Regions from separate parts of the Homo sapiens genome. Here regions 1 and 3 are each linked to region 2. A link is an interaction called in ENCODE POLR2A ChIA-PET data of the cell type or tissue named here. Cell type or tissue: CD4-positive, alpha-beta T cell. All regions are shown on one strand. Each heading gives the region's core, and the rest is flanking DNA. Links, peaks and the distances in the headings are about the cores only.

Evidence for each region. Peaks named below come from ENCODE experiments on the same cell type or tissue, not always from the same donor. Only the 100,000 strongest peaks of a DNase experiment are listed, where the experiment ranks them.
Region 1: POLR2A ChIA-PET joins it to region 2 with 10 read pairs; 9 of 35 experiments call an interaction of 5 or more read pairs at or near these places.
Region 3: POLR2A ChIA-PET joins it to region 2 with 24 read pairs; 9 of 35 experiments call an interaction of 5 or more read pairs at or near these places.

The regions. Positions count from the first base shown.
Region 1 is chr9:92,984,805-92,995,111 of GRCh38, forward strand. All of the region lies in intron 3 of FGD3 (FYVE, RhoGEF and PH domain containing 3), which reads left to right. Among named protein-coding and RNA genes, the nearest start is that of FGD3, 42 kb to the left of the region's middle. RefSeq lists an enhancer at 3,130-3,828. In CD4-positive, alpha-beta T cell, for the core only: no CTCF peak of the experiment used is centred there; a DNase peak (open chromatin) is centred at 4,957; H3K27ac peaks cover 750 bases.
Region 2 is chr9:93,061,808-93,072,114 of GRCh38, forward strand. All of the region lies in intron 1 of SUSD3 (sushi domain containing 3), which reads left to right. Among named protein-coding and RNA genes, the nearest start is that of SUSD3, 8.3 kb to the left of the region's middle. RefSeq lists enhancers at 459-1,026, 2,573-2,782, 2,813-2,882, 9,760-10,054. In CD4-positive, alpha-beta T cell, for the core only: no CTCF peak of the experiment used is centred there; DNase peaks (open chromatin) are centred at 2,297 and 2,774; H3K4me3 peaks cover 2,922 bases; H3K27ac peaks cover 3,945 bases.
Region 3 is chr9:92,998,085-93,008,391 of GRCh38, forward strand. FGD3 (FYVE, RhoGEF and PH domain containing 3) reads left to right here. Exons shown (of 18, transcript NM_001083536.2): 4 at 4,841-4,930; 5 at 5,917-6,053; 6 at 7,940-8,096. LOC101927954 (a long non-coding RNA gene) reads right to left here. Exons shown (of 3, transcript NR_121565.1): 3 at 10,031-10,307. Among named protein-coding and RNA genes, the nearest start is that of SUSD3, 55 kb to the right of the region's middle. RefSeq lists a silencer at 5,683-5,977. In CD4-positive, alpha-beta T cell, for the core only: CTCF peaks have their summits at 5,810 (motif pointing right) and 6,013; DNase peaks (open chromatin) are centred at 3,167 and 5,817; H3K27ac peaks cover 2,168 bases.

The sequences.
Region 1 (10,307 bases), core at 2,521-7,520, 75 kb before region 2:
TTTTTTCTTTTTTTTTTTTTTGGAGGGAGGGAGTGCTATTTGCCCACATTACCTGACTGCATTTGGAGAAGAATTGCTCAGAGGAGATTAGCACAGAGTAGGCAGCTCTTGAACCCAAAGGGAAATTTATAATTTTATTTGCTGCCTCCAGAGTCACCCTTGGCTTTGTCCTGCTAGTGCCAATGTCTGATTTGGAAGCCAGCTAGAGCAGAGAGCTCTCCAGCTCAAGGCCATCAGGGGTTGGGATTCTGTCCTGGGGGCCCTTCAGCCTTCAAAGCAGTCCCGTTTCCAGTGGCCAAGCTTTTGGCAGAGAGGGGAAACCATGTGAGGTTTCCTCCCGTTTGTCCCACTGGGGCAGTTTGCCTTCCAGTGGCCTGGCTTCCCACGCCAATGGCAGTTACCTGGAGGAGTGTCCTTAGGGAAACCTGGAGGAGGCTGGTGGGCTTGCAGAGCAGCCAGTAGTTAAGCCTGCCTCTGGTCCCTGCACTTCTCTTTTTCCTTAGCCCTGTCCTCCTGATTCTACTCCCAGTTATAAAAGACTGAGGAGGTGACTTTGAGGATTTCCTGCATAGAGGCACTGGGTTCTGAGGCTGACTTTTGTTATTTCTTCCCAGTTAATTTTGAGGAAAAACAGTATTACAAAGAAAACCTAGTTTTTCTATTTTTGTTTGTTTGTTTATTTGTTTGTTTTTTGACAGAGTTTTGCTCTTGTTGCCCAGGCTGGAGTGCAGTGGCACAATCTTAGCTCACTGTAACCTCTGCCTCCCGAGTTCAAGTGATTCTCCTGCCTCAGCCTCCCAAGTATCTGGGATTACGGGTGTCAGCCATCATTCCTGGCTAATTTTTTGTATTTAGTAGAGATGGGGTTTCACCATGTTGGTCAGGCTGGTCTCAAACTCCTCACCTCAGGTGATCCACCCACCTCAACCTCCCAAAGTGCTAGGATTACAAGCATGAACCACCGCACCTGGCCCATTTTTCTGTTTTAAGGTTTAGGGGATCAAACTTTTCCCACTTTTTGGGAATACATCTGAGGGGTGTGTCCTGTGGTATGGAGATGTGATTACCCATCTGTGAAGAAAGAACAGTGGAGAAAAAAAGGAAAAAGGTAAAATGTGTCCCTTCTTACTTTCCTATTATCTTGAATAGGGCATCCCCCATTCATCCTTAGGGTTCCAGAATGAACCAGTCTTACTGTGTACCCTTAACCTTGGTCCCATTTCATCACAATTACCCACTTGACAACAGAGGAAATACCAGAGTGAACAGTGGGCCCCCTGCTCATCCTTGGGGTTCTGGAATGAACCAGTCTTACCATGTACCCTTAACCTTGCCTTCATCTCTGTTTTAATGATAATCTATCAGCCTTTATCTCTGTCCTATGGGTCTCTTGTGCCTATGGACTTCAGCCAGCCTATATCCTTATCTCCATGACCTTATAGTGACTTGCTCGGAGCATTCTGAGCAACAAAATGATGATCTCTTTTCTCAGAGTCCCATCTCTCATGTTCTTTAAGTAGATGAGAAGCCTGTTTTTCAGCTAACTGCCACAAGGGGGCTGACTCCCCTGCCTTTGAATATGACCTTGAAGGTCTTGATGCATGTTGAGAGGGGTGTGGAAGTGATTAGAGAAATGGAGGCTACAGGAGGAAGTGGGAGGAGGTGAGAGGAATATTCATGGAAAGCCTTTATATGCTTACAAAAATAGCAGCCCTTCCATTTGAGAGGGCGATGTTTATTTTCCCTCTTGACATAAAAGAAGAACCTCTGGAGGACTTGGGGCTTGGGGTAAGAACTTGCAATGGCAAAGGAAGAATGTTCCCTTATCCCAAAAAGGTACTAACTCAAAAAAGCAAGTAGGCAGGGTCCTTAAAGGACCACAGAGTGAGGCCCTGTGCCCGCAGACAAACTGCTTCAAAAGCCACTGGAAAACTTGGCCCTGGGGCATAACAGGAATGAAAAGCACATGGTAAGTCAGAAGGAGCTGGCAGAGCCAGGGTTCCAATTAGTGTCTGTCCTGGCCATGTGCCAGTAGTCAGGGGAAGGGTTAGAGGTCATCCGAGCTGGTAGGGTAAAAACAAGTATAAATCTCATGGCGTATCCCCAAGGGAGCCTGTGTCTTTGCTGCCACACAAATTCAGCAAGAGCCATGAGTGCATGAATAACAGGGAGTGTGTGTTTAAGAAGTCAAGTGACATACAAAGTGAAAACAAAGAGGCAGACTTGCCTCCGAGGTAGACAGTCCAGTGAGTGCACAAGCCATTTCAGAACACACACAGAGAAAACAGGAGAATAGGCAGTATGGGTTTTTGGAAAACAACCAATTTTAGTTGAAAAAGCAGAGGAGGCTGTGTGCAGTGGCTCACGCCTGTAATGCCAGCACTTTGGGAGGCTGAGGTGGGCAGATCATGAGGTCAGGAGATCGAGACCATCCTGGCTAACACGGTAAAACCCCATCTCTACTAAAAATACAAAAAAATAGCTAAGTGTGGTGGTGGGTGCCTGTAATCCCAGCTACTTGGGAGGCTGAGGCAGAAGAATGGTGTGAACCCAGGAGGCGGAGCTTGCAGAGAGCCGAGATAGTGCCACTGCACTCCAGCCTGGACGACAGAGCGAGACTCTGTCTCAAAAAAAAAAAAAAGAAAGAAAGAAAAAAAAGAAAAAGCAGAGGAAACAACAGACATTGCATGGTGTTAGGTTTTAGCCCTACCACTCTCATGAGCCTCCTGTCTAGGAGGGCCATGGGTGCCTCAGTTCTACTCAGTGCAGACTCCAAGGTCCCTCCTCTCTGACTTGAGAGATTCATGTGCTCCGTTTATCCTTTGACTTGGGGTATTCTGCACTGGCATGCTTCCAGGGAGTTACATCCCTTCGCCCCTGATTCTTTCGTGTGGTGGGCTGTCTGCATGCCCAGTGGCCCACCAGCACTTGGGAGGGGCCGTATGTGTAGTGTGTTTACTGGAGTTGTGAGCATGCTCACTTGAGCCATTCTTCCTGTACCTGTCAAGTGTTCCTAGACGGTCATATACCAATTACACTTCACCATTTCGCCCCTTAGCGCGCATGCATGAGTCCATTTATCCAACTCTTGAGATCTTATCAGGAAGCTGATTATCTGTTTCAGGTTTTTCTATCTATTGGGAGACTGCATTTCCCTGGTGCTGGCTGCAACCAGTTATTATTTTAAAGAGGCTGTTTAGCAACCACCTGACCAATGCAGGATTTTTTGCTCCTTAGTTCAGCTAAAATCCGGGTTCTTGTCTCATTACCAGGAAAAATTAGGCACAAGGACACATTGAAGGGTGAGGAGGGCGGATTTATTAGACAAAAAGAAAGCTCTCAGCAAAGAAAGAGGGGTCCTGCCAACAGGCTCCCACCTCACAGATTGAATACCAGGCCACCACACACTAGTTGAAGAGGCCAGGCTTCTCCCCTGCATAAGGCTCCACCCTGCATAAGGCTCCAAGCTACCACCATTCCTGGTAGCTCCACCCCATTTCCCCAGTACCTGTGGGCCTCCAGTCCATTGTGGGCATGCCCAGGCAAGACCCTGCACAGGTTCCCTTACCTACACAAAAACATCTGGCATAAATGCTTGTGGGGCAGGCTGGAGATTCTCCAGGGACCCTTTCTTATCTGCCTCCTGCATCTATCAAGACCATCACCTGATGATGGTCACCTGATATTCCTGGTGTGGCGGGGCCCCTGCTCCCCTGCTCATGTCTGCCTGGCTACCTACCTTACACTAATCTGCCATGTTGACTTCTGATTAATCATAGTTCCAGGAATGCCTCTAAGATTTCTATCTTATTACTGTTCCTTATATAAGAGCAAGTACTTACTGTAAATCTTAATCTTAGGTCATGACAACCTTGATGTTACCATAAACACATATTTACCATAAAACCTGCCCTTAGGCTATGATAAATACAACATTCTTGCCTTTCCCTGAGGGGTTGATTTCAATGTCCTACACACTCCTTCTGAAGCACTGTATACCCTTTCCCTATGGCATGTAAGTCCTGGGTTTGGGGGTTGACAGCATGAAGATCTACCTGTTTTGTGGCCACCCAAGACCATGCTCTTGTCTGTAAGTTCCCCAATAAATCACCCTCTGCTGAGAAACTACATTAGTCTGCCTTGTTCTTTGGTTCCTCAACTCCTTCAGCATTTAGGGGTCTCTGCAAGCACAGCCCTTTCATGAAACATTATCCTCTTCAATTTCTTTCATCAGTGTTTTTTTGTTTTGTTTTGTTTTGTTTTTGAGATGGAGTCTTGCTCTGTCACCCAGGCTGGAGTGCAATGGCGCAGTCTAGGCTCACTGCAACCTCTGCCTCCCAGGTTCAAGTGATTCTCCTGCCTCAGCCTCCTGAGTAGCTGGGACTACAGATGCGTGCCACCACACCTGGATAATTTTTGTGTTTTTAGTAGAGACGGGGTTTCACCATGTTAGCCAGGATGGTCTTGATCTCCTGACCTCGAGATCCACCCGCCTCAGCCTCCCAAAGTGCTGGGATTACAGGCGTGATCCACCGCGCCTGGCCAACCCCTGACCTCTTCATCCGCCCACCTTGGCCTCCCAAAGTGATGGAATTACAGGCGTGAGCCACCGCACCTGGCCTCATCAGTGTTTTTTAGTTTTCTTTTGTAAACCAAAAAGTATCTGATACTGGTTTCAATCAATTTAGAAGTTTATTTTGCCAAGGTTGAGGTCATGCTTGGAAGAAATAAACATGGAATCATAGAAAAACAGTCTGTGGCCTGTGCCTTTCTCCAAAGAGGACTTTGAAGTCTTCAGTATTTAAAGGGGAAAAGTGGGCTGGAGGGGAGAAAGGGAAGGTATGTTAATCCACATGTTGCAAGAGAAAAGGAGCCGGTAGGCGAATAGTCAATTATGTATTCATCTGGTTCTCAGTAAATCGGCACTTTACATAAGATGAGGTAAACATAGGGCAGCCACCTGTGGAGATATTTAACCTTTCATCTATAGCTGTCTGCTTAGGAACAAAAGGAAAGGCAGTTTCTTGCATGACTCAGCTTTCAGCTTAATTTTTTTCTTTTGGCATTATGAATTGGGGTCCTGTGTTTTTTTTTTCCTTTCACACCTTGTAGAGGTTTTTTTTTTTTTTTTTTACCTTTTTCATTAAATGTATTCCTAGGTATTTATTTTGCAGTTATTGTATATGAGATTGCCTTCTTGATTTCTTTTTCAGCTAGTTTGTTGTTTGTGTATAGAAACACTACTGTTGTTCGTATATTGATTTTGTGCCCTTCAACTTTATGAAATTTTTTTTTATCAGTTCTAAGAGTTTTGTGATACAATATAGGTTTTCTATATATAAGATCACATCAGCTAGGTTTAGTGGCTCACACCTGTAATCCCAGAACTTTGGGAGGCTGAGGTGGGAGGACTGCTTGAGCCAAGGAATTCAAGACCAGCTTGAGCAACATAGTGAGACCTTGTCTATACAAAAAAATTAAAAAGTTAGCTGGGTATGGTGGTGCGGGCAACAAGTGAGATCCTGTATCAAAAAAACAAAAAAGATTATATAATCTGCAAACAGGGACAATTTGACTTCCTCTATTCCCATTTGGATGCCTTTTATTTCTTTCTCTTGCCTAACTCTTCTGGCTAAAACTTCCAGTACTATGTTGAATAATAGTGGGGAAAGTGGGCATCCTTGTCTTGTTCCAATTCTTAGAGGAGAAGCTTTCAGCTTTTCTGCATTCAGTAAGATGTTAGCTGTGGGTTTCTCACATATGGGCTTTATTATTTTGAGGTATATTCCTTCTATACCTAGTTTGTTGAGGGCGTTTATAATAAAGGGATGCTGAATTTTATCAAATGCTGTCTCAGCATATATTAAAATGATCATATGGTTTTTGTTCTTAGTTCTGTGAATGTGATGTATCACATTTATTGATTTGTGTATATGGAACAATCCTTGCATCCTGGGATAAATCCCACTCGATTGTGGTTTGTTATCTTTTTCATGTGCTGTTGGATTTGGTTTGCGGGTATTTTGTTGAGGATTTTTTCATCTATGTTCATCAGGGATATTGGCCTGTAGTTTTCTTTTTTGTTGTGTCTTTTCCTGGTTTTGGTATCAAGGTTATGATGACCTTGTAAAATGAGTTAGGAAGAATTTCCTCCGATTCAATTTTTTGGAATAGTTTGATAATTGGTATCAATTGTTCTTTATAGGTTCAGTAGAATTCAGTGGTGAACCCACTGGGTCCTGGACTTTTTTTGTTTGGAGATTTGTTTGTTTGTTTGTTTGTTTGTTTGTTTTTGAGAGAGTCTCACCCTGTCACCCAGGCTGGAGTGCAGTGGCGCAATCTTGGCTCCCTGCAACCTCTGCCTCCCTAGCTCAAGCTATTCTCTTGCCTCAGCCTCCTGAGGAGCTGGGATTACAGTCACCCACCACCACACCCAGCTAATTTTTATATTTTTTTGTAGAGATGGGTTTCACCATGTTTCCCAGGCTGGTTTCAAACTCCTAGGCTCAAGCAGTATGCCAGCCTTGGCCTCACAAAGTGCTGGGATTACAGGTGTGAGCCATTGCACCCGGCCCTTAAATTTCATTCTTAATTTCTTCCTTCATCCATTCATCATTCAGGAGCATGTTATTTAATTTCCATATATTGATATAGCTTTGAATGTTTCTCTTGTTGTTGATGTCTAGTTTTATTCCATTGTGGTAAGATAAGATACCTAATATAATTTTGATTTAAAAAAAATTCTGAGGCTTGTTTTGTGTCCTAACATATTGTCAGTCCTGGAGAATATTCCATGGGTACATGAGAAGAATGTGTATTCTGCAGCCGTTGGGTGAAATGTTCTGTAAATGTCTGTTAGGTCCATTTGTTCTATGGTGTAGTTTAAATCTGATGTGTCTTTGATTTTCTGTCTAGATGATCTATCTAATACTGAGAGTGGGGTGTTGAAGTCTCCAACCACTATTGTATTGGAGGTCTATCTTTCCCTTTATATTTAATAATATTTGCTTTCTATATCTAGGTGCTCTAGTATTTGGTGCATATATATTTGCAATTATATTCTCCTCCTGAATTAATCCCTTTATTATTATGTAATGTCTTTCTTTGTTTCTTTTTATAGTTTTTGACTTGAAGTCTTCTTCGTCTGATATAAGTATAGCTACTCCTCCTTGTTTTGGGTTTCTGTTTACATGGACTATCTTTTTTCATCCTTAACTTTCAGTTTATGTGTGTCTTTACAGGTAAGGGGAGTTTCTTGTGGACAGCATATAGTTGGGTCTTGGTTTGTTAATCCATTCAGCTAGTTTATCTTTTAAACAGGGGAATTTAATCTATTTACATTCAAGATTATTATTGATTGGTGAGAACTTACTCCTATCATTTTATTGATTGTGTTCTGGTTGTTTTGTATATCCTTTGTTACTTCTTCTCATTATTTATTTTTGTAGTTGGGTGGTTTTCTGCAGTGATAAGGTTTGATTCATTTCTTTTATCATTTGTGTATCAGCTTTACCAGTGAGTTTTATAGTTTTACATGTTTTCAAGATGGTGTTTATTGTCTTTTCACTTCCAGATATAAGACTGTCTTGAGCATTTCTTATAAGACTGGTCTAGTGGTGATGAATTCCCTTAGATTTTGCTTGTTGGTTAAAGATTTTATTCCTCATTCCTTTCTGAAGAATAGCTGGGAGGATTGCTTGAGCTCCTGGGTTGGAGTGGCAGACTGTTCTTTTAGCTGAAAGTGTGGCAGTGAGGGTTGGTTTCCCTGCTGTGCAGGAACAGAATCACAGCTGATCCTGGGCCCAAGCTCTATGCATCTGGGGTTGTGGCATTCAAGCACTCATGTGGTCTTGGTGGAATGCAGACGGAGCCCAGTGCTAGAGAGGTACAGTAGCTACTGCCTGGAGCATTCTGGAGGTTGCTCTGGTCTCAGGATGGTGCCATGCCACAGCAGCCTCGTTCACAGTGGGTGGTTGGGGGGTGGGGTGTGTACACTTTGTGATCCTAATCCGGGTGATGTAGCTATGCAAATTCTCACAACTCTCCAAACTGGGCTTGGGGCTTGCGAGGACTGTGGGATTCTCTTGTGTTATACTTTTTCCCTGAAAAGGGAAGTCCCTCCTGACTCTGGATAGATGCTATCTGGTTGGAGGGAGATGGGACCACTAGAGGCTGGGTGCCTCCACACTGCTCTCTCAATCATCACAGGTGCATCTCTACTCCACCACTCACTCCACCGCCAGCCAAATCTTAGTTGTTTGTGCCTTAGTCTTTTCTTGGGATGAGGGGAGGAATGCCAGGTGTTTCTAGTCAGCCATCTTACTGATATCACTCTCCTTCTTTTTTTTGGTACAAGGTCTCACTATGTTGCCCAGGATAGCCTCAAACTCCTGGGCTTAAGTGACCTACCTCAACCTCCTGAGTAGGGGGGACTGTAGGTGTACACCATTGCATCCAGCCTTGTAACAGTTTTTGCTATAAAGTCTATTTTATCTAACTATGGCCACTCCTGCTGTCTTCTGGTTACCATTTGAATGAAGTATCTTTTTCCATCCTGTCACTTTCAGCCTATGTGTGTCCTTATATCTAAAGTGAGTCTCTTCTCAACAGCATATAGTTGGATGCTGTTATTTTTAATCCATTCAGCCAATATGTCTTTTTCTTTTTTATTATTATTATACTTCAAGTTCTAAGGTACATGTGCACAATGTGCAGGTTTGTTACATATGTATACATGTGCCATGTTGGTGTGCTGCACCCGTTAACTCATCATTTACATTAGGTAAATCTCCTAATGCTATCCCTCCTCCCTCCCCTTACCCCATGACAGGCCCTAGTTTGTGATATTCCTCACTCTGTGTCCAAGTGTTCTCATTGTTCAATTCCCATCTATGAGTGAGAACATGCGGTGTTTGGTTTTCCGTCCTTGCGATAGTTTGCTCAGAATGATGGTTTCCAGCTTCATCCATGTCCCTACAAAGGACATGAACTCATCATTTTTTATGGCTGCATAGTATTCCATGGTGTATATGTGCCACATTTTCTTAATCCAGTCTATTATTGATGGACATTTGGGTTGGTTCCAAGTCTTTGCTATTGTGAATAGTGCTGCAATAAACATACATGTGCATGTGTCTTTATAGCAGCGTGATTTATAATCCTTTGGGTATATGCCCAGTAATGGGATGGCTGGGTCAAATAATATTTCTAGTTCTAGATCCTTGAGGAATCGCCACACTGTCTTCCACAATGGTTGAACTAGTTTACAGTCCCACCAACAGTGTAAAAGCGTTCCTATTTCTCCACATCCTCTCCAGCACCTGTTCTTTCCTGACTTTTTAATGATTGCCATTCTAACTGGTGTTAGATGGTATCTCACGGTGGTTTTGATTTGCATTTCTCTGATGGCCAGTGATGATGAGCATTTTTTCATGTGTATGTTGGCTGCATGAATGTCTTCTTTTGAGAAGTGTCTGTTCATATCCTTTGCCCACTTTTTGATGGGGTTGTTTGATTTTTTTCTTGTAAATTTGTTTAAGTTCATTGTAGATTCTGGATATTAGCCCTTTGTCAGATGGGTAGATTGCAAAAATTTTCTCCCATTCTGTAGGTTGCCTGTTCACTCTGATGGTAGTTTCTTTTGCTGTGCAGAAGCTCTTTAGTTTAATTAGATCCCATTTGTCAATTTTGGCTTTTGTTGCCATTGCAATTGCTTTTGGTGTTTTAGTCATGAAGTCCTTGCCCATGCTTATGGCCTGAATGGTATTGCCTAGCTTTTCTTCCAGGGTTTTTATGGTTTTAGGTCTAACGTTTAAGTCTTTAATCCATCTTGAATTAATTTTTGTATAAGATGTAAGGAAGGGGTCCAGTTTCAGCTTTCTACATATGGCTAGCCAGTTTTCCCAGTACCATTTATTAAATAGGGAATCCTTTCCCCATTGCTTGTTTTAGTCAGGTGTGTCAAAGATCAGATTGTTGTAGATGTGTGGTATTATTTCCGGGGGCTCTATTCTGTTCCATTGGTCTATATCTCTGTTTTGGTACCAGTACCATGCTGTTTTGGTTACTGTAGCCTTGTAATATAGTTTGAAGTCGGGTAGCATGATGCCTCCAGCTTTGTTCTTTTGGCTTAGGATTGTCTTGGCAATGCGGGCTCTTTTTTGGTTCCATATGAACTTTAAAGTAGTTTTTTCCAATTCTGTGAAGAAAGTCATTGGTAGCTTGATGGGGATGGCATTGAATCTATAAATTACCTTGGTCAGTATGGCCATTTTCACAATATTGATTCTTCCTATCCATGAACATGG
Region 2 (10,307 bases), core at 563-5,562:
ACCCAGATTGAGGTCACACAGGGACTCACTGGCAGGTGGGGATCGAGTCTAGGTGAGACTGGGTTCAGCAGCCTGCCTCTGTCACTCTCTCCCACAGCCTCAGCCAGCATAAAAGGGAACATAGTTACTTAATCCCACAGCAGGCGAGGTCAGGTTATAGGGGCTGTGTGGCGAATCCCAGGAGGGAGGATGGAGGGGCCGACCTGAGGTCCAAGGTTCCAGATAAAAGATTAACAAGTACGGATTGTTCTCAGACGCCCGGCTGGCCTCACAGGCTGGGAGGATGAGAATCCACCCGGTCAGGCTTGGCCCCCTCCGTACATAAGGCCAGGGAGGGAGGAAGCGCAGCTGCAGCAGGTGGCCAGGCAGAGGCGCAGGCGCGGCATGTGGGCTGAGGGCCGCTCAGGCATCACACAGGTGTGGCCCTGAGGTACCCATTGGTCCTCTCCACCTGCCCCTGAGCCGTGGGAGGGCCAGGCAGGGCCTCGTGTGTTTTTATTTTGTATCTTGTTTGCATCAAATCCGTTTTCTGTTGTTTTTCCCTCTTCTTTAAGATTTACATGCAAAGGGATCTAAAGGGTGCCAGGTAAGAAATGCCCCAGCACTAGGCTGGCAGACCAAGGGCAGCCACAACCATGGGCTGGGGAACAGCAGGTGGGTAGGATGGGGCTGGAGGGCAGGACGGATCCAGAGAGGCAAGGCCTCTGCCTCCAGCTTTAGGGAACAGACATCCTCAAAGACAGCTGGGGTGTGGGGTCCTCTGCAGGGGTGAGGCACAGGAGGGCCATCTGCAGGCAGCTGGGAGTTCATGAGTATTTGAAGCAGGGGAGGGGACAGGGGACAGATGGGATCTGCCTCTCATGCATCAGGCATGGGGAGGGGCTCAGGAGGTCAGTGAGGGGTGGCCCTGGGTCCCCTGGGAGTCCGGGAGTCTCTGTGTGAGCAGGACTTGGCTGTGCGGTGGTTAGAGACAAGGGTGATCCACCAGCTCCATCCTCATGCCTTGGTGATTTCTTGGAATGTCCCTGGGAGTTGGGTGCAGGTAGAGACTTTGTAGACCATAGCTCCTGGCACTGTGCTGCCTGCCTGCCCCATCCTGGCTGTGAGTTCGCTGTGAATCCTACGGAATCCTGGCTGTGAGTTCGCTGTGAATCCTATGGAAAGGGCTACCCCAAGGGGACAGGAGTCCAGCCTCCTACTCTTGGCACTGCCATCATGCAGCCAGGGGCCTTGGGCAGGTTTGTGGGCCTCAGTTTCCTCATCTGGAAAATGGAGCCAGCCCAGAGAAAGTGTTTCCTGGCCTCCCAGGCTCAGGAAAGGAGTACAGGAGACCCCACTGGGGCCTGGAGGGTTGAAGGTCCCCTGTATGCTGCAGACCTTGGGGATCAAGGGCTAAGGGCTGAAGTTTCCCTGTGTTCCATGGACCTTGGGGATTGAGGCCCAGGGCCCCAGTAGGGCTCATGTCCTGGGCTGCTCAAGCCCTGACCTAGGGAGTGATCCTGTGCACCAGATCCTGCTCCAAGATCTCCATAGGGCAGTCCTGCTCTTCCCAGACCCCAGGCGGGCAAGTCACCAGTTTTGCAGACGGGGAAGTTGAGGCTGAGCCAGGTGAGAAATTCAGGTCCAAGACCTGCTGCTGGGATGGGTCTTGTCAGGATCAGACCCCAGGAACCTACTGGTTAGCCCTCCAGGAAGCCTGCCCACCCAACTGGGGGCTAAGAGGGGGCATTGCCGGTCAGTGGCTTCTCTTTCTGTGGCCCCTGCAGCAAGAGAGGCCACAGGAACATGACTTTGCCTCCCTGTGCCCCCTTGGCTGAGGGCTTAAAGGAGGTTGGACCTCTTGGCCACCCTGAGGAGGCAGGTCAGGGCTGTGAGCCTTGAGCAAGGACTCACCCTACCCTCCCTCCTACCAGTTACTTCCCCCAGACCCTCTGCTTGACTTATAAAGGAAAGCCATTCCAGCAGTGCACTTACATTAGGACCTGGGCATGAGACCCTTCTTCTGGTCAGCTGGCTACAAATGCAGGGTCTGAGGCCAGGACTGCGTTTAAGGCCCCCCAGCCCCACCAGGCACCATCCTTCTCTGCTCATGGACAGTTGGGCTGGCATCAGTTTTACTGGGCTTGTATTCCAAATCGTTCTATACTTTTATTTGAGTTTTTAATTTGACGGCGCATCCCGGACTTCTTGTAGGTCAGTGTTACCTCGCTGGCTGGTCCCCTTTCTTTGGTTGTGGGTGGTGACTTCACCTTTTTTTTTGAGACAGAGTCTCACTTTGTCAACCAGGCTAGAGTACAGTGCCGTGATCTTGGCTCACTGCGGCTTCTGCCTCCTGGTTCAAGCAATTCTCCTGCCTCAGCCTCCTAAGTAGCTGGGACTACAGGTGCACACCGCCACGCCTAGCTACTTTTTGTATTTTTAATAGAGACAGGGTTTCACCATGTTGGCCAGGATGGTCTTGATCTCCTGACCTTGTGATCTGCCCACCTTGGCCTCCCAAAGTGCTGGGAGTACAGGCGTGAGCCACCGCACCCAGCCGACTTCACCCTTTATCCCCCACGTCTGTGAGGCTCAATGATGCAGGCAGGACAGGCTCTGGGGATGCTGGGAAGGGGATGCTGGGAACAGCTTGCCTGCTGTTGATGCCTGTCACTGTGACATGTAATCCACCACCTGCAGTTGCTGTCTGAGGACAAGAGCCCTCACTATAGCAGAACCTGGCGGCTGAGAACACAGGATGTGGCTTTTGGCAGATGAAGTGTGAACCAAGACAAGACCTTGGTCGACCTCAGACATAGCTAGGTGAGAGCCGACTGGTCAACCTCAGACATGGCTAGTCATGAGCTCCCCACAGGGCTCAGCACAACACACGGGCGGGCAGGGGGAGGAGCTGCTCCTTCTAAAACACACTTAGAGGAAGTCAGCTGTGGAGGTGGCCTTGCTGGGATGATCATCATTTCATCCAGTCCTCGCCCCACCCTGCCTGTTGTGGTATTTGTAGGTGGAGACACAGGCCCAGGGTGGAGAAGTGACTGGGGTCTTCTGGAAAGGCCGGGCCTACCCTCAAACCCAGGTCCTCTGGCTCCAGAGCTGGTCCTGGCTGCCTTGAGTGCATGGGAGGCCCTGGCGGTCACATCCGTCTTGTTTGAGAGAAAGCTATGTCCCCGCGGTGACACACAGTCTCAGTAGAATAAGTCCTAGGGATCAGCCCAGTGCCCAGACCGCTCAGCAGTGGTTAAATGTCTGGGTCCTGGATGGGGAGTGGTATGGCCACCCCTTCCCTGGGACCCTGGTGGGTGGGAAGGGGATGTGCCCAGGGGATCAGTTACATGTCAGCAGTGGGGATGCTCAAGGTCTTCCGCCAGCATTTTTCTTTTGAACGTGCAGCAGAGTTGAAAGAATTTTATGCCTGGACACGCACCAGCTTGATTCCACCCTTCGCATTTCGCTGTGCCTGCTTTCTCACATCTGTCTCCATCCCTTGGTCCACCCCTCCAGGCATCTCATTATTCTAATGAAGTTCTAGTTTTATTTTTAAAGAATGAATTCACGTTCATCCATTCATCCTCTCACTGGGCAGACACTCAACCAGGCGCTGTTGTGGGTGCTGGACACACTCACCCTCGCCAACCTCTCCTCCCATCCGCCAACGGCTACTCCCAAACCTCTGGCTGGTGGGGCCTCCTCTCTGCAAGGGCCGCAGTGGGCTGGGAAGCCACAGAGGAATGCAGAAGTCGCAGCTCTAAATTAAGGACTGGGAAGTGTTGGCTGCCTGGCGGCCCTGGGGAGGGGGCCACGTGGCCAGCCCGTGGCTGCCCTGCTGTGTCTGCCAGGGCTCCAGAATCCCATAGCCACCTCCTTGGCCAGAAGGACAGTGCATATACAGATCCCAAGATCCTGAAAAAGCAAAGTGGTCCCTGGCCCTTGGGGAGTGCTGATCACGACTCTTGCCTGTGAGGTGAGGCTGCCAGTCCTCCATTCCTTTGTTCTTGCATTCATTCATTCACTCATTCCTGCACTGATGTCTCCAGATATGGAGCTTGGTAGTTGACGGAGAGCCCAACCCTGGAGACAGAATTCAAGTCCTAGCTGTGCCACTGGGAGCTAGGTGACCCAAGGCCAGCGAGAGTCAGCCCAGGGTTATAGGAAATAGCCCAGGCCAGGGGTTAGAGCTGTACCTGGCACACAGGTATGCTCAGCGTCAGCTGTCATCCGCCCAGCATCCCTGGGAGGTTCTGCCTCCTGCTGATCTCAGTCCTGCCCACCATGCCCTCCATCCCCCTGAAGGGCAGGGCAGCTCCTCAGGCCCTCCCCACTCTGTGTACCGCCCCTAGAAATTGTGCACCCCTCCTCTGCAGCCTCCTCAATCTGAAGGGCTGATCTTTTTAACCCTGACAGAGATAAGAAGCAAAAAAAGTATCTTCAGTTGCTTTTTCTTTTTTTGGAGATGGAGTCTCCCTCTGTCGCCCATGTTGGAGTGCAGTGGCATGATCTCAGTTCACTGCAACCTCCACCTCCCAGGTTCAAGGGATTCTTCTGTCTCAGCCTCTTGAGTAGCTGGAACTACAGGCGCACGCCACCACGCCCAGCTAATTTTTGTATTTTTAGTAGAGACAGGTTTTCACCATATTGGTCAGGCGGGTCTCAAACTGCTGACCTCATGATCCGCCTGCCTCAGCCTCCCAAAGTGCTGGGATTACAGGTATGAGCCACCGTGCTCGGCCAAGTATCTTCAGTTTTAAATGTGTATTTCTTTAATTGACATATTTTCCCCCTGATTTTTTAAACAGCTTTACTGGGCCATAATTCACATACCATACAATTTACCTTTTTAAATCATAGAACTCAGTAGCTTTTGTACATTCACAGATATGTGCTACCATCACTCCAGTCAATTTTATTTTATTTTATTTTATTTTTTGAGACGGAGTCACTCTGTTGCCCTGGCTGGAGTGCAGTGGCACAATCTTGGCTCACTGCAACCTCCGCCTCCCGGGTTCAAGCGATTCCCCTGCCTCAGCCTCCTGAGTAGCTGGATTACAGGCGTGCACCACCACACCCAGCTAATTTTTGTATTCTTAGTAGAGATGGGGTTTCACCGTGTTGGCCAGGCTGGTCTGGAACTCCTGACCTCAGGTGATCTGACCGCCTTGGCCTCCCAAAGTGCTGGGATTACAGGTGTGAGCCACCATACCCAGCCACTCCAGTCAATTTTATAATGTTTTTAATCACTGCATAAGAAGATCCCATACCCCTTAGCAGCCATCTCCCAGTTTTCCCTTTCCCCCAGCTTCTGACAGCCACTAATCTGCTTTCTGTCTCTGGATTTGCCTGTTCTGGACATTTCATATGAGTGTCATCATATGACATGTGACCTTTTGTGTCTGACTTCTTTCACTTAACACAGTGTTTTCAAGGTTTATCCATGTTGTAACATGGATCAGCACTTCATGCCTTTTGATGATTTAATAGTACTCTGTGGTGTGGATAAACCACATTTTGTTTATTCACTTATTGGTTGACAGACATTTAGGTGTTTCAGCTCTCTGGCCATTACAAATAATGCTGCTGTGAACATTCGTGTACCCATTTTTGTGTAGACAGGTATTTTCATTTCTCTTGGCTGATTACCTAGCAGTGGAATTACTGGATCATGTGGTAATTCTGTGCTTAACTGTGTGAAAAACCACCGGACAGTTTTCCAAAGCTGTTGCACCATTCTGTTCCCAAACTAGTAGCTTCTGAGGTGCCAGTTTCTCCACATTTTTCCTAACACTTCGTATTGTCTGTCTTTTTTTTTTTTTTTTCTTGAAACGAAGTCTTGCTCTGTCCCAGGCTGGAGTGCGGTAGCCTGATCTCGGCTGACTGCAACCTCCGCCTCCCAGGTTCAAGTGATACTCCTGCCTCAGCCTCTCAAGTAGCTGGGATTACAGGGGCCCACCACTACGCCTGGCTAATTTTTGTAGTTTTAGTCGAGACAGAGTTTCACCCTGTTGGCCAGGGTGGTCTCAAACTCCTAACCTCAAGTGATCCAGCCACCTCGGCCTCCCAAAGTCCTGGGATTACAGGCGTGAGCCACTGCGCCCAGCCAGCTATTGGTATTGCCTATCTTTTTGACAGACTTCCTTGTGGTTTTGATTTGTATTTCCCTGAAGGTTAATAATTTTGAGAATCTTCTTGTGCTTATTGGCTGCTAACTTATCTTTTTCAGAGAAATGTCTGTTCAGATCCTTTGGCCATTTTTCAATTTTGTTGTCTTCTAATTGAATTGTAATAATTCTTTATATGTTCTAGACACATGCCTCTTATCAGATACATGATTTGCAAGTATTTTCTCCCTATTGGTAAGTTGTCTTTTCACTTTATTGAATGTCCTTTAAAGCACAAACATTTTTCATTTTGATGAAGTCCTGTTTTTATTTTTCTTTTGGTGTTTGTCTTTGGTGTTAGATCTAAGAAACCATTGCCTAAGTTTACAAAGATTTTCCCTATGTTTTCTTCTAAGAGTTTCATAGTTTTAGCTCTTACTTTTAGGTCTTTGATTCATGTTAATTTTAGCATATGGTATGAGCTAGGGGTCCAGCTTCAGTTGTCCCAGCATCAGTTTGTTGAAAAACTATTCCTTTCCCATTGAATTGTCTTGGTACCCTTGTTGAAAATCATTTGACTATAAATGTAAGGGTTTACCTCTGCACTCTCAGTTCTATTCTGTTGGCCTTTATGTCTGTCCTCATGATAGTACCACACTGTTTTGATTACTCTAGCTTTGTAATACATTTTGAAATTGGCAAGTGTGAACTCTCCAACTTTGTTCTTTTTCAAGAGTGTTTTGGCTATTCTAGGTCTTTTGCATTTCCATATGAGCTTTAAGATCAGCTTGTTGATTTCTGGAAAGAAAGCAGCTGGATTCTGATAGAGATTTTGTTGAATCTGTATATCAGTTTGGAGAATACAGTAGATTCAATGAATACAGTAGATACAGTGAATATAGTAGATACAATGTATCCAAGGGGGATACATTCCAGGACCCCTCAGTGCATGCCTGAAACTTCAGATACTATATATGTTGTTTTTTCCCTAAACACATGTACCTATGATAAGTTTAATTTATAAATTGAACAGAGTGAAAGATTAATGATAACCAGTAATAAGTTATACCAATTATAACAATATATTATAATAAGAGTAATGTGAATGTGGTCTCTCTCTCTCTAAATATCTTAATAGACGGTACTCACCCTTCTTGCGATGATGTGAGATGATAAAATGCCTACATGATGAGATGAAGTGAGATGAAAAACATAGGCCTTGTGATGGAATGGGAAATTCCAGAGATAATTTGTAAGTTTTACACTGTGAGCCACTCTGAGTGTTGTGATGAAATCTCACCCATCCCGCTCCACCCCGCCTGGGATTGCTGTCAGTCACTTAGTAGCCCTCTGGGTTATCAGACCCCCTGATACTGCAGTGCTTGTGTTCAGGCAACTCTCATTTCACTTAATAATGGCCCAAAACACAACTGTTGTGAGGTACTATTTTCTGATTGTGGAACCACCGGTAACTGAAACCATGGAAAGTGAAAACAAGGATAAGGACGGACTACCATAATATGTTGCCATCGTAACAATATTAAGTCTTCTGATCCATGAGCATAGGATGTTTTCCCATTTATTTAGGTCTTTAATTTCTTTCAACAACGTTTTGTAGTTTTCAGAGTATGTGTTTTGCACTTCTGTTATTAAATTTATAACTAATTTATTCTTTTTGATGCTGTTGTATAAAATGTTTTTCTTAATTTTCAATTTGCTCACTGCTACTGTACAGAAATACATTGACTTCTGTATGTTGACCTGGTATTCTACAACCTTGCTGAACTAATTTCTATTTATAATAGCTTTTAGTGGATTTCTGAGGCTTTTCTACATATATACGAAATCATGTCATCTAATGGAGATTGTTTTACTTCTTCCTTTTTTTTTTCTTTTTTTTTGAGATGGAGTCTCACTTTGTTGCCCAGGCTGGAGTGCAGTGGTACGATTTTGGCTCACTGCAACCTCTGCTTCCTGGGATCAGGCGATTCTCCTGCCTCAGCCTCCCAAGTAGCTGGGATTACAGACATGTGCCACCCACACCCGGTTAATTTTTGATTTTAGTACAGATAGGGTTTCACCATGTTGGCCAGGCTGGTCTTGAACTCCTGACCTCAAGTGATCCACCTGCCTCGGCCTCCCAAAGTGCTGGGATTACAGGCATGAGCCACCATGCCTGGCCGAGCCATTTGTTTTTCTTTTCTAACTTACACATTTTGCTGTGATTTTTGTCATTGGCTTATTAATATATAAGTGCTGTTTATGTAGAGAAGATACAAATCTCCTATTACATATATGTTACAAATATAAGAATCTTAGACACCGCATCTAGTGGTGGCTCCCTCCCTGCTATCAGTGGGCATTTGGGCAGGTGAATCCACCTCTCTGAGCCTTATCTGTAATAATACAGATAAAGAATGTGGGGTGCTCTTGAACAGAATATTCTATCCATACATGCATTGTTATTGTTAGTGGCTGTGCAAATGCTGAGGATCCATAGACAGGGAGCAGTCAGAATGGCCCTGCCCAGGCCAGAGGCTGGCCTTCCCCAGATACTGAAGGGGCAGAAAGGATGGGGGCAGCCCGGGGATAAAGAGCCAGGTGCCTGCGGTTGACCCTGGCGGAACCACAAACTGGCTGTGTGACCTCAGTGTCCCTGAGCCATGGTTTCTGGGGCTGCAGAATGGGGGAGACAGTTCTTCCAAGGACATCATGGCTCCTGCCCTCATGTGTACCAGGCACAACCACCTTCCAGATGCCTTGGCATTACACCTCATTTCCTCAGCACCCCAGTCCAAGGTGGGCACAACAGCTGTGCTGACTTTGAGGCCGGGGCAGGCTCCCTTGCCTGGGCCCCCAAATGTGTGTGGTGGAGGTGGACTAGGAGCCCCACAGGCTGGAACCCGTGTGTTCGTTTCTGTACTGTCACCCAACAGCTGCTGAAGCGCTCAGCACAGAGTAGAGCCTGGGCATTATTCTTCCTTCTATTATTATTGTTGCTGATATTCCTACTTTTGTTATTGTCACCTTGGGGCCCCAAGTGGACCAGCCAGAATCCCAAGCGCTAAATAGGGCACTGGGCTGAGACGTGTTGCTGAAGCTTTGTATCAGATTTGAGCCAGTCCACTTAACAAATCCACAAGAAAACAGTGGCCTAACTCCAGCTGGAGTTTATTGCTGTCTCTTCTTAGGATCCGAGAGGTTGGTCTGTCCTTTCACATGTCTACCATCTTTGCTCCCTGTATTAGTCAGGGTTCTCTAGAGGGACTGGACTAATAGCATAGATGTATATATAAAGGGGAGTTTATTAAGGAGTATTGACTCACACGATAACAAGGTGAAGTCCCACAATAGGCTGCCTGCAAGCTAAGGAGCAAGGAAGCCAGTCTGAGTCCTAAAACCTCAAAAGTAGGGAAGACAGTGCAGCCTTCAGTCTGTGGCAGAAGGCCCGACAGCCGTTGGCAAGCCACTGGTGTAAGTCCAAGAATCCAAAAGCTGAAGAACTTGGAGTCTGATGTTCAAAGGCAGGAAGCATCCAGCATGGGAGAAAGATGAAGGTCAGAAGATTCAGCCAATCTAGTCCTTCCACGTTCCTCTGCCTGCTTTTATTCTAGCCTCACTGGCAGCTGATTAGATGGTGCCCACCAGATTAAGGGTGGGTCTGCTTCTCCCAGTCCACCGACGCAAATGTTAATCTCCTTTGGCAACACCCTCACAGACACACCCAGTGACGATACATTGCGTCCTTCAATTCAATCAAGTTGACACTCAATATTAACCATCACACTCCCCAATGCAGAAGTGACACAGCATCTATGCTCACACCTCATTGGCCAGGTTCAGTCACGTGACTGCTCCCTGGAGGGCAGGTTGGGAAATGTAGTTTTCAGTGGTGATCACATTTCCAGCTGCAACTCTGGGATGGGGAGAAGGGATACTAGAGGCAACCGCAGCCAGGGGTGGGAACTAGAGTTGCAGCTGCCCAGGATGAGGTGAGATGGGGCAGATTCCACCCACTGGGCTTGGCCATCAGGTGGGGCTCCCGAAACAGTGTGCTGGGTCTCAGTTCCATCCCTACCACCTTCCCACTGAGTGACCTTGGGCATGCCATTGAGCTTTGCTGTGCCTCAGTTTCCCCATCTGTAAGGTAGGGGTAGACCACCCTCCTCATAGGGCTATAATGCAGTACAGCACCCATTAGGCCCCCAGTGTTGTCTG
Region 3 (10,307 bases), core at 2,932-7,931, 61 kb before region 2:
CCCCGTCACTTTCAGGTACACCAATCAGACAGAGGTTTGGTCTTTTCACATAGTCTCATATTTCTTGGAGGCTTTGTTTGTTTCTTTTTACTCTTTTTTCTCTAAACTTCTCTTCTCACTTCATTTCATTCATTTGATCTTCAATCACTGATACCCTTTCTTCCACTTGATCAAATCAGCTACTGAAGCTTGTGCATGCGTCACGTAGTTCTCCTGCCATGGTTTTCAGCTCCATCAGGTCATTTAAGGACTTCTCTACACTGGTTATTCTAGTTAGCTATTCGTCTAACCTTTTTTCAAGGTTTTTAGCTTCTTTGCGATGGGTTCAAACATCCTCCTTTAGCTTGGAGAAGTTTGTTATTACCAATCATCTGAAGCTTACTTTCGTCAACTCACCAAAGTCATTCTCCTTCCAGCTTTGTTCCGTTGCTGGCAAGGAGCTGTGTTCCTTTGGAGGAGAAGAGGTGCTCTGATTTTTAGAATTTTCAGCTTTTCTGCTCTGGTTTCTCCCCATCTTTGTGGTTTTATCTACCTTTGGTCGTTGATGATGGTGACATACAGATGGGATTTTGGTGTGGATGTCCTTTCTGTTTGTTAGTTTTCTGTCTAACAGTCAGGACCCTCAGCTGCAGGTCTGTTGGAGTTTGCTGGAGGTCCACTCCCTGTTTGCCTGGGTATCACAAGTGGAGGCTGCAGAACAGCAAATATTGCAGAACAGCAAATGTTGCTGTCTGATCCTTCTTCTGGAAGCTTTGTCTCAGAGGGGCACCCGGCTGTATGGGGTGTCAGTCGGCCCCTACTGGGAAGTGTCTCCCAGTTAGGCTACTCGGGGGTCAGGGACCCACTTGAGGAGGCAGTCTGTCCATTCTCAGATCTCAAACTCTGTGCTGGGAGAAGCACTACTCTCTTCAAAGCTGTCAGACAGGGACGTTTAACTCTGCAGAAGTTTCTGCTGCCTTTTGTTCAGCTATGCCCTACCCCCAGAGGTGGAGTCTACAGAGGCAGGCAGGCTTCCTTGAGCTGTGGTGGGCTCCACTCAGTTCGAGTTTCCCGGCGGCTTTGTTTACCTACTCAAGCCTCAGCAATGGTGGACGCCCCTCCCCCAGCCTCGCTGCTGCCTTGCAGTTCAATCTCAGACTGCTGTGCAAGCAGTGAGCAAGGCTCCGTGGGCGTGGGACCCTCTGAGCCAGGCGAGGGATATAATCTCCTGGTGTGCCGTTTGCTAAGGCCATTGGAAAAGCACAGTATTAGGGTGGGAGTGTCTCGATTTTCCAGGTACCGTCTGTCACGGCTTCCCTTTGCTAGGAAAGGGAATTCCCCAACCCCTTGTGCTTCCCGGGTGTGGCAATGCCCCACCCTGCTCCATGGGCTGCACCCACTGTCTGACAAGCCCCAGTGAGATCAACCTGGTACCTCAATCGGAAATGCAGAAATCATCCGTCTAATGCGTCGCTTATGCTGGGAGCTGCAGACTGGAGCTTTTCCTATTCAGCCATCTTGGAACCTTTTTTTTTTTTTTTTTTTTTAAAGACAGAGTCTTGGTCTGTTTCCCAGGCTGGAGTGCAGTGGCACAATCTCAGCTCGCTGTAACCTCCGCCTCCCGGGTTCAAGCGATTCTCCTGCCTCAGCCTCCTGAGTAGCTGGGATTACAGGTGCCTACTATCACGCCCAGCTAATTTTTGTATTTTTAGTTGAGATGGGGTTTTACCATGTTGGTCAGGCTCGTTTCAAACTCCTGACTTCATGATCTCCCTGCCTTGTCCTCTCAAAGTGCTGGGATTACAGGTGTGAGCCACCACGCCTGGCTGCCAATATGTCTTTTGATTGGGAAGTTTAATCCATTTACATTTAAAGTAGTTACTGATAGGAAAGGACCTACTACTGCCATTTGGTTGTTTTCTGGATGTCTTATAGGTTTTTTGTGTCCCTCCTTTACTCTCTTACTATCTTTCTTTGTGTTTAATTGATTTTTTTTTGTAGTGATATGCTTTTATTTCTTTCTCATTTCCTTTTTTATCTATAGATATTTTATTTGTGGTTACCATTGCAATTACATAAAACATTTTAAAGTTATAGCATTCTATTTTAAACTAATAACAACTTCAATCACATGCAAAAACTCTACTCTTTTACAATTCCACCTCCCTCTCCCTGCTCTGATTGATGTCATGAATTCATCTTTATTTATTCATATAGATTTAAATGTTTAAATGTTTTTGTGATTTGAATTCTATGCACCAAAAGGATAATAGTACAAATTATTGTATTTATCCATGTGTTCACCTTCACTGAAGAACTTTATATTATCCTGTGGTTTTGTGTTGCTTTTTACTATCCTTTTGTTTTAACATAAAGTACTCCTTAATCTTTTTTATTTTAGAGCACATTTAATGGCAAAGAACTCCCTCAGTTTTTGTTTAACTGGAAAAGTGTTTATTTCTCCATTTTTGAATAACAGTTTTATCAAATACAATATTCTTTGTTGACAGTTTTTTTTTCTTTCAGCACTTTGAATGTATCCTCCCTCTGCCTTCTGGTCTGCAAAGTTACCACTGACAGATCCTCTCATAATCTTATGGAAGACCCCTTACATGAGACAAATTATTTTTCTCTCGCTGCTTTCAAGATTTTCTTTGTATTTGACTTTAGACAGTTATATAATTATAATATGTCTTGGTATGGTTCTCTGTTGATTTACCCCAGTTGGAGGTCTTTGAGATTCTTGAATTTTTAAGTCCATTGCTTTCCTCAAATTTGGGAAATGTTCAGCCATTATTTCTGTAAATAAACTCTTTGCCCCTTTCTCTCTCTTCTCTTTTGGAACTTACAAGTGCATATATTGATCTACTTGATAGTGGCCCATACATCCCTTAGGCTCTCCTTGCTCTTCTTTCTTTTTTTTTTCTTATCTGACTCTATGATTTCAAATGACCTCTCTTCAGGTTTGCCCAGTTTTTCTTCTGCCTGATCAAGTCTGCTGTCAAACCCCTCTTAAAAATTTGTCGGTTCAATTAAAGTGTATTTCAGCTCCAGAATGTCTGGTTTGTCCTTTTTAATAGTTTCTATCTCTTTGTTGATATTCTCACTTTGTTCATGCATCATTTCCTGATTTTTTTTTAAAGTCATCTATCTGTTCTCTTTTATCTCATTGAGCATCTTTATGACAACTATTTCGATGTTTTTTCTCAAGCAGCTCATAGATCTGTGTTTCCTTAAGATCAGTTTTGAAGTTTTTTATTTTGTTCCTTTGATTGGGCTACATTTTTCTGTTTCTTTGTAGCTAATTTTGTTTCATCTAGAAGGTCAGAAGCAAAAAATGCTTGCTAAGTCTGATTAAAAGAGCCCCAGTACCTTCAAGGCCTGTCTACTGTGGTACTGGAGTGATTATTTCTATCTTATCTTCTTTACAGCTTGGTCTGGAGAGCTGCCTTAGACTCTCCAATGAATCTATTCAAATAGCTGCCTCTGTTACCTTGACTTGTCTCAGATTCCGTTGACCCAAGATGGGTCCTGGCACTAGGAATATAAGACTGCTTCCATTATTTTGACTTGCTCCAGGTTAGGGAGAAGATTATGCAAGGCTCCTACTGACTGTGTTTTATTTCTAGCTTTGATGTCTGGGCACTGATTTCCCTAGGTTTAACTACTTGCTCCATGTTAAGGCCATGCTGTGGAAATCTGTCTGTGTGACTGTCATGCAGGCCTGTCTATGTGATTGTCAGGGAGAATTGGCCTGCCACAATAGGGCCTTCAGGAGGTGATTAAGTAATGAAGTCAGAGCCATCATGAATAGCATTAGGGCCTTTATAAAAGAGAAAGTTCATGGGTTTGCTCTCTGCTCTTCCACCATGTGAAGACACAGCCTTCATCTCCCTTTTTCTCTTCTACTGCTTCCACTATGTGAGGGGATAGTGTTCAGGCCACCATCTTGGAAGCAGAGATCAACCCTCAGAAGTGTGAGAAATAAACTTCTTTTGTTTAGAAATTACCCAGTCTCAGGCATTTTCAGTGAAAACTTCCATAGTGATGATTTCCAGCTTTAATTAGCTCATACTCTGTGCCCTGTCCTGCATGAAGTGTTTCATATGTGTTGTTCCACTCCATCCTCATAACATCCCTGTGATGTAGGTACTAGGTGGTGACGCTGCTGCTTTGCATTTGGGGTCACTGAAACTTACAGAGGTTTGTTAGCCTGCCCAATGTCAAAAACAGGAGGAGGCCAGGCACGGTGGCTCACACCTGTAATCCCAGCATTTTGGGAGGCTGAGGCGGGCAGATAGGTTGAGTCCAGGAGTTCAAGACCAGCCTGGGCAACATGGCAAAACCTCATCTCTACAAAACGAAAATAGAAAAAAACTAGCTGGACATGGTGGTACGCATGTAGAGCAGGTAAAATGGACTAAGACAAGCTTGCCAAACATCACCAATTTCCCTACACCTTTTACTGAAATCTTTTCTTGGCTTTATAATGGCTTGGGTGCTGTAGCTTCTCGGCTGGTCTCTGGAATTCTCACACAGGTGCTCTGGCCCATATATTGTTGTTAACCTTATGTCTCTGAGCAGAAGGAGGGCCGAGAGCTGTTTAGTCCATCATCTTGCTGACATCACTGTGCAATATATTTTGACGTGGTCGCTGCAACTGCTCTGTAGTCAAAGGCCCATCTATGAGAACTGAGCACCACATCGCCATCACAGTGGCCCCTCCTGCCCCTTCTCTTGCCCCAGTGGCCTCCTGCCACCCCTGTGGCCCCTGGTTCTCCTGCACACAGTGGCAGCCCGTTAGGTGCCGATTCCCCAAGGCTCATCTTCCCCAGGTGAGCTGCATCTCTTCTCTCCGCAGCACTCTGGCCCCCAGAAGCTTCTCCACATTGCCCAGGAGCTCCTGCACACCGAGGAGACCTATGTGAAGCGGCTGCACCTGCTGGACCAGGTAGCCCACATGGCTTGGGGGCAGTTTCAGTATCTCTTAGCATTGGCTGGGCATTATAGGTGCAGTGTGAATGACTTAAATACTAAAACTCAGACAAATTTAAGTCTGGTCTACAAACTTTTTTTTTTTTTTGAGACAAAGTCTCACTCTGTCACCCAAGCTGGAGTGCAGTGGCGCGATCTTGGCTCACTGCAACCTCCGCCTCTCCAGTTCAAGCAATTCTCCTGTCTCAGCCTCCCGAGTAGCTGGGACTACAGGCACATGCCACCACGCCCAGCTAATTTTTGTATTTATAGTAGAGACGGGGTTTCACCATATTTGTCAGGCTGGTCTTGAACTCCTGACCTCAGGTGATCCACCAGCCTCGGCCTCCCAAAGTCCTGGGATTACAGGCGTGAGCCACCACGCCCGTCCTAGAAACTTATTTTTTGTTTTCAGTGCTTGTAGCTCTGAGGAGAAGGCTTTGCCAAGTCACCTGTGGGACATTTCTTCTTGGCAGCTGCATGATCTGAGCATGTAAATGGCTTCTGGATGTTTTTCTGCATAAGTACTTGGGACAGGGTTTGCCACTCATCTCTATCCACATGACAACGTGGGGTTTATGAGCACAGGAAATAAAGCACCCATGGAAGCTGGGGTTTTGACAGACAGTGCTGCTGCTGTTTTTATCTCACGAGAAAGAAAAGGAAGTCTGAACCTTCCATTTCGCATGAGAGGTGGCTGAGGAAAGATGTCATTCCCTGTCCTCAGGCGACTGTCCCTGCCTCACCCACATTCGTAAGTCATAAGTGAGCTTGCATTAAGACCATGAGGTTGTCTGAACCAGTTGGATGAAAAGGGAGGACAATAATTCTGAAATTCATTAAGAAAACACAAGGTGGCAGCAGCGGCCCCTCCCGAGCGCCCTCACCTGTGGCCGAAGCGGGGCGGCAACTGTGCTCAGTGGAAGAGGCTCACTGGCCACACGTGGGCTTCTCTATGCTCAGGTTTTCTGCACCAGGCTGACGGATGCGGGGATCCCTCCAGAAGTCATCATGGGCATATTCTCTAACATCTCCTCCATCCACCGCTTCCACGGGCAGTTCCTGCTGCCGGAGCTGAAGACGCGGATCACGGAGGAGTGGTGAGTACCATCTGCGCATGCCCATGGGGCCCCTCAAGTGTTCTCTAGACCAGGGTTCATGTGCCTGAGAGCGAGGCAAGTGCTGGGGGACTGTCTCATGGTGGCTGGGCGCCTCCCTTCTCTGCACGGTCCTGGGTCCGATCCAGACTCCACCCCTTCCTGGTTGGTGACCTTGACCAGCCACTTACGGTCTCCAAGGCTTAGTTCCTGAGAAAGCAGATGATGCGGAATGAAGGGCTTTTAACGCCCCACTTGGGGCTCTGAAACTAAAATGAGGTTTGACATCTGGAAACACCACACAGTGGATAGTGCTAGTTGGTTTTCTTTTCCCTCCTAGCTTATACTCCACCTTTGTTTTAAAAATGCTGTTTTTCCCTCTCAACAGTGGACCTCAGATCCTCCTCCTGCTGTCCCTGTGGCCTGTCCCTCTGTCCCACTGCTGCTTCTGTTCATTAGCAGAGGGACAGCTCAGTGCAAGTCACAATTCATGAAACATCCCAGGCTGGCCCCCAGACTCATCAGTTCCCCACGTTGCGTGTTGCGTTTCCCCTCATTCTGGGTGCCGCTGCTGTTTGACTTAGGGTCTCTACTGCCTGTGCCCTTCGCAGGCCCGGCTTCCCTCTGCATCAGGAGCCTGGCCCTTCTGTGTCCCACCAGCCCGTTCTCCAAGCTGCAACCCAGGAGACCACAGAGGCTTGACTGGAATGGGAGGCCAGGGGGAGTCCCTTCACCTGTTGCTCAGGGAGGGGCTATGTCAATTTATAAATCTGTACAAGGACATGGTCCAGCTGCCGAACAGGTTTACATTGTGTCCCCGAGGCAGTCAGGACTGGATGCAGCCTTCTGGCTGACAAAAATCCATGCTTGGTAGAGACAGGTTTTCTCCTGCAAGGCCCTGGAGACTGCTAACTCATGAGTGCATGTGTGACCTCCTCTGCAACTTTTATAACAGCACAGGGGTCCAATGACTTAGCCACCCTGCCCTTTGGACATTTTTTTTTTTTAAACAGAGTCTCACTCTGTTGCCCAGGCTGGAGTGCAGTGGCGTGATCTCAGCTCACTGCAAGCTCTGCCTCCTGGGTTCACACCATTCCCCTGCCTCAGCCTCCCAAGTAGCTGGGACTGCAGGCGCCCGCCACCACACCCGGCTAATTATTTGTATTTTTTTTTAAGTAGAGACGGGGTTTCACCGTGTTGGCCAGGATGGTCTCGATCTCCTGACCTTGTGATCTGCCCATCTCAGCCTCCCAAGTGCTGGATTACAGGCATGAGCCACCACACCCAGCCTGGACCTTTAAATTAAATGTATAAGTGCAGTTCACAGTCATGCCTTAGTGATGGCTTTGTGCCTGTGGCTTTTTTCTTTCTTTTTGAAACAGTCCTAAGGTCAAAGACGATTAGTATATTTTTCTGTTTCTTGAAAATTATTTGCAAATCTCTGTCCAAAGCAGCTTTTTTCATTATCAGTACTACAAAGAGCTACTTTCCCCAGGACTTCACCAGCATTGGATAGAACCATTGTTTCTAATCTTTGCCCATTTAAAAGGAGCATAATGGTATTTTGTTGGTTCTCTTTGATAACTGTGGTTCATCATTCAAGCGATTCTGCTACTACTGCTATCTCCTGTGTCTGGGTCACTGGTTCTAAGCTTGCAGCTTGGACTTTTAACTGTTTTACAGGCATCTTTCATTTAATTGCCCAGTTACTATTTTCTACTCTACATGACATAGGGGAGGAAGCTAAGGCTCAGAGAGGGTGACCAATTTGCTCACCATCACACAGAGCTGGCCTCCACCCCACACCCCCCTGGTGGAGTTCATGTCCACTAACCTCAGAGTCCCCATTGCACCCAGCTATTTCTCTGATGATTCATTTCTCCACGAAGGGACACAAACCCACGGCTCGGGGACATCCTGCAGAAGCTGGCCCCATTCCTGAAGATGTACGGCGAGTATGTCAAGAACTTTGACCGAGCCGTAGGGCTGGTGAGCACGTGGACCCAGCGCTCCCCACTGTTTAAAGACGTCGTCCACAGCATCCAGGTAAGGCCGGCAGTGGGAGTGTGGACACAGATGTTCTCAAGATGCACAGAGCCTGGTGTTTTATTTTTTAAAAACATATGTATATATGTATATTTTACTCCAAAAAGTAACATGACATTACTAAAATTTTGGAACATAGAGAAAATTAGGAAAATTATGGGATGTGCCCAGATGTTCTGTTGATGCTTTGAGCCTTACAATAACTCCCAGAGATGAATCAGCATTCCCATCGGAAAATCGTGGCTCAAGAGGCTGTGCAAGCTACAGCATCACGAGCTATTATCTGATGGAACCTGAATTCAAAGGACAGTCTCTGATTGCACAGTGTCCCTCGATATCTAGTGCAGGCATTTTTGTTTAAATGTTACATTGCTTTTTTGTTTTTCGCTTTCTGCTAAGAGCCTCCTCACAGCCCTGGCTTCTCTTGTCTCCTATAGGGCTGGTCTCTTTCTTCTTGATTCACAAGGCTTTTATATGCTAAGAACATCAACTTCTTTCTGTCATGCATGTCACAGATTATTTTCCCCCATTGATCTTTTATTTTTTTATTTTATTTTTTTTTTTGAGACAGAGTCTCACTCTGTTGCCCAGGCTGGAGTGTAGTGGCACGATCTCGGCTCACTGCAACCTCTGCCTCCAGGGTTTACACCATTCTCCTGCCTCAGCCTCCCGAGTAGCTGGGAATACAGGCGCCCACCACCACGCCCAGCTAATTTTTTTGTATTTTTAGGAGAGATGGGGTTTCACTGTGTTAGCCAGGATGGTCTCGATCTCCTGACCTCATGATCCGCCCTCCTTGGCCTCTCAAAGTGCTGGGATTACAGGCGTGAGCCACCGCGCCCCGCCTGATCTTTTAACTTTATGGTGGTGTTTGCCATACAGAATTTTTTATTTTTTATTTTTATTCATTTATTTTTTAATTTTTTTTGAAACAGAGTCTCACTCTGTAGCCCAGGCTGGAGTGCAGTGGCGCGATCTCAGTTCACTGTAAGCTCCGCCTCCCAGGTTCACGCCATTCTCCTGCCTCAGCCTCCTGAGTAGCTGGGACTACAGGCGCCCGCCACCACGCCCGGCTAATTTTTTATATTTTTTAGTAGAGACGGGGTTTCACCATGTTAGCCAGGATGTCTCGATTTCCTGACCTTGTGATCCACCCACCTCGGCCTCCCAAAGTGCTAGGATTACAGGCGTGAGCCACCGCGCCTGGCCCAGAATTTTTTATTTTTAAGTAACTCCATTCACCACTTCTTAAAATGTAAAGCTTATTTTCAAATGCATTTCCCACTACCCAAGACTATATAACCCCATCTCTACTAAAAATACAAAAATTAGCTGGGCGTGACATGCCTATAGTCCCAGTTACTCTGAAGGCTGATTCAGGAGAATTGCTTGAACCGAGAGGCAGAGGTTGCAGTGAGCTGAGATCGCGCCTGCCATGTCCTGGATGACATCTGCCTGGGGACACTCGAGGCAGACACAGCCCCGGTTGCAGGCTAGCCACTGGTCTGTGCATCCCCTCATCCTAGGCAGATTGGGCACAGGGCCAGGCAGGCTGTGGGGAGGGCTCTCCGCCTGGACTCAGTACCATCCAGCCATTCCCTGAAGGTGACTTTGCCCCCCGGGGATCCCAGGCCATATCTTCACACATTGGGTGCACCCAGCATCTGGTGGGTGGGGTCTGGGGATGCTGCAAAACACGTTGCAGCAGACAGCATGGCCCACCGCAGAGAATTCTCCAACCCGAAGGTCCATAGTGCCCAGGCTGAGAAGACCTGGTGTGGAAAAAACAGGATCGCATGACAGTCAAGTTGCCCATGGCCTTTTGCAGGTTTCCTTCCTTTAATCAAAGGATATTTTAAACGTTAAACTTTTATTTTGAAATAACTTTAAACCTTTACAGGAAAGTTGCAAAAATGACATTGTTATGCATTATTAACATTTTGTCTGGCTTACTTTATTATTCCCTCTAAACTCATACAGATGATGATGACTTTTGAGCGTTTTGAAACTAAGTTGCAGACACCGTAACCCTTTATCACTAAACATGTGAACAAGGATATTCTCTTGCGTACTCCCAGCACAGTGATCAAAATCGGGGATTTTACACTGATGTCCTGGTGCTATCTACTCCGCAGCCCACACTCAGATGTCACCGATTGTCCCAATAACATTCTTGTTTTCTGATCCATAACCCAACCCAGGGCCACACAT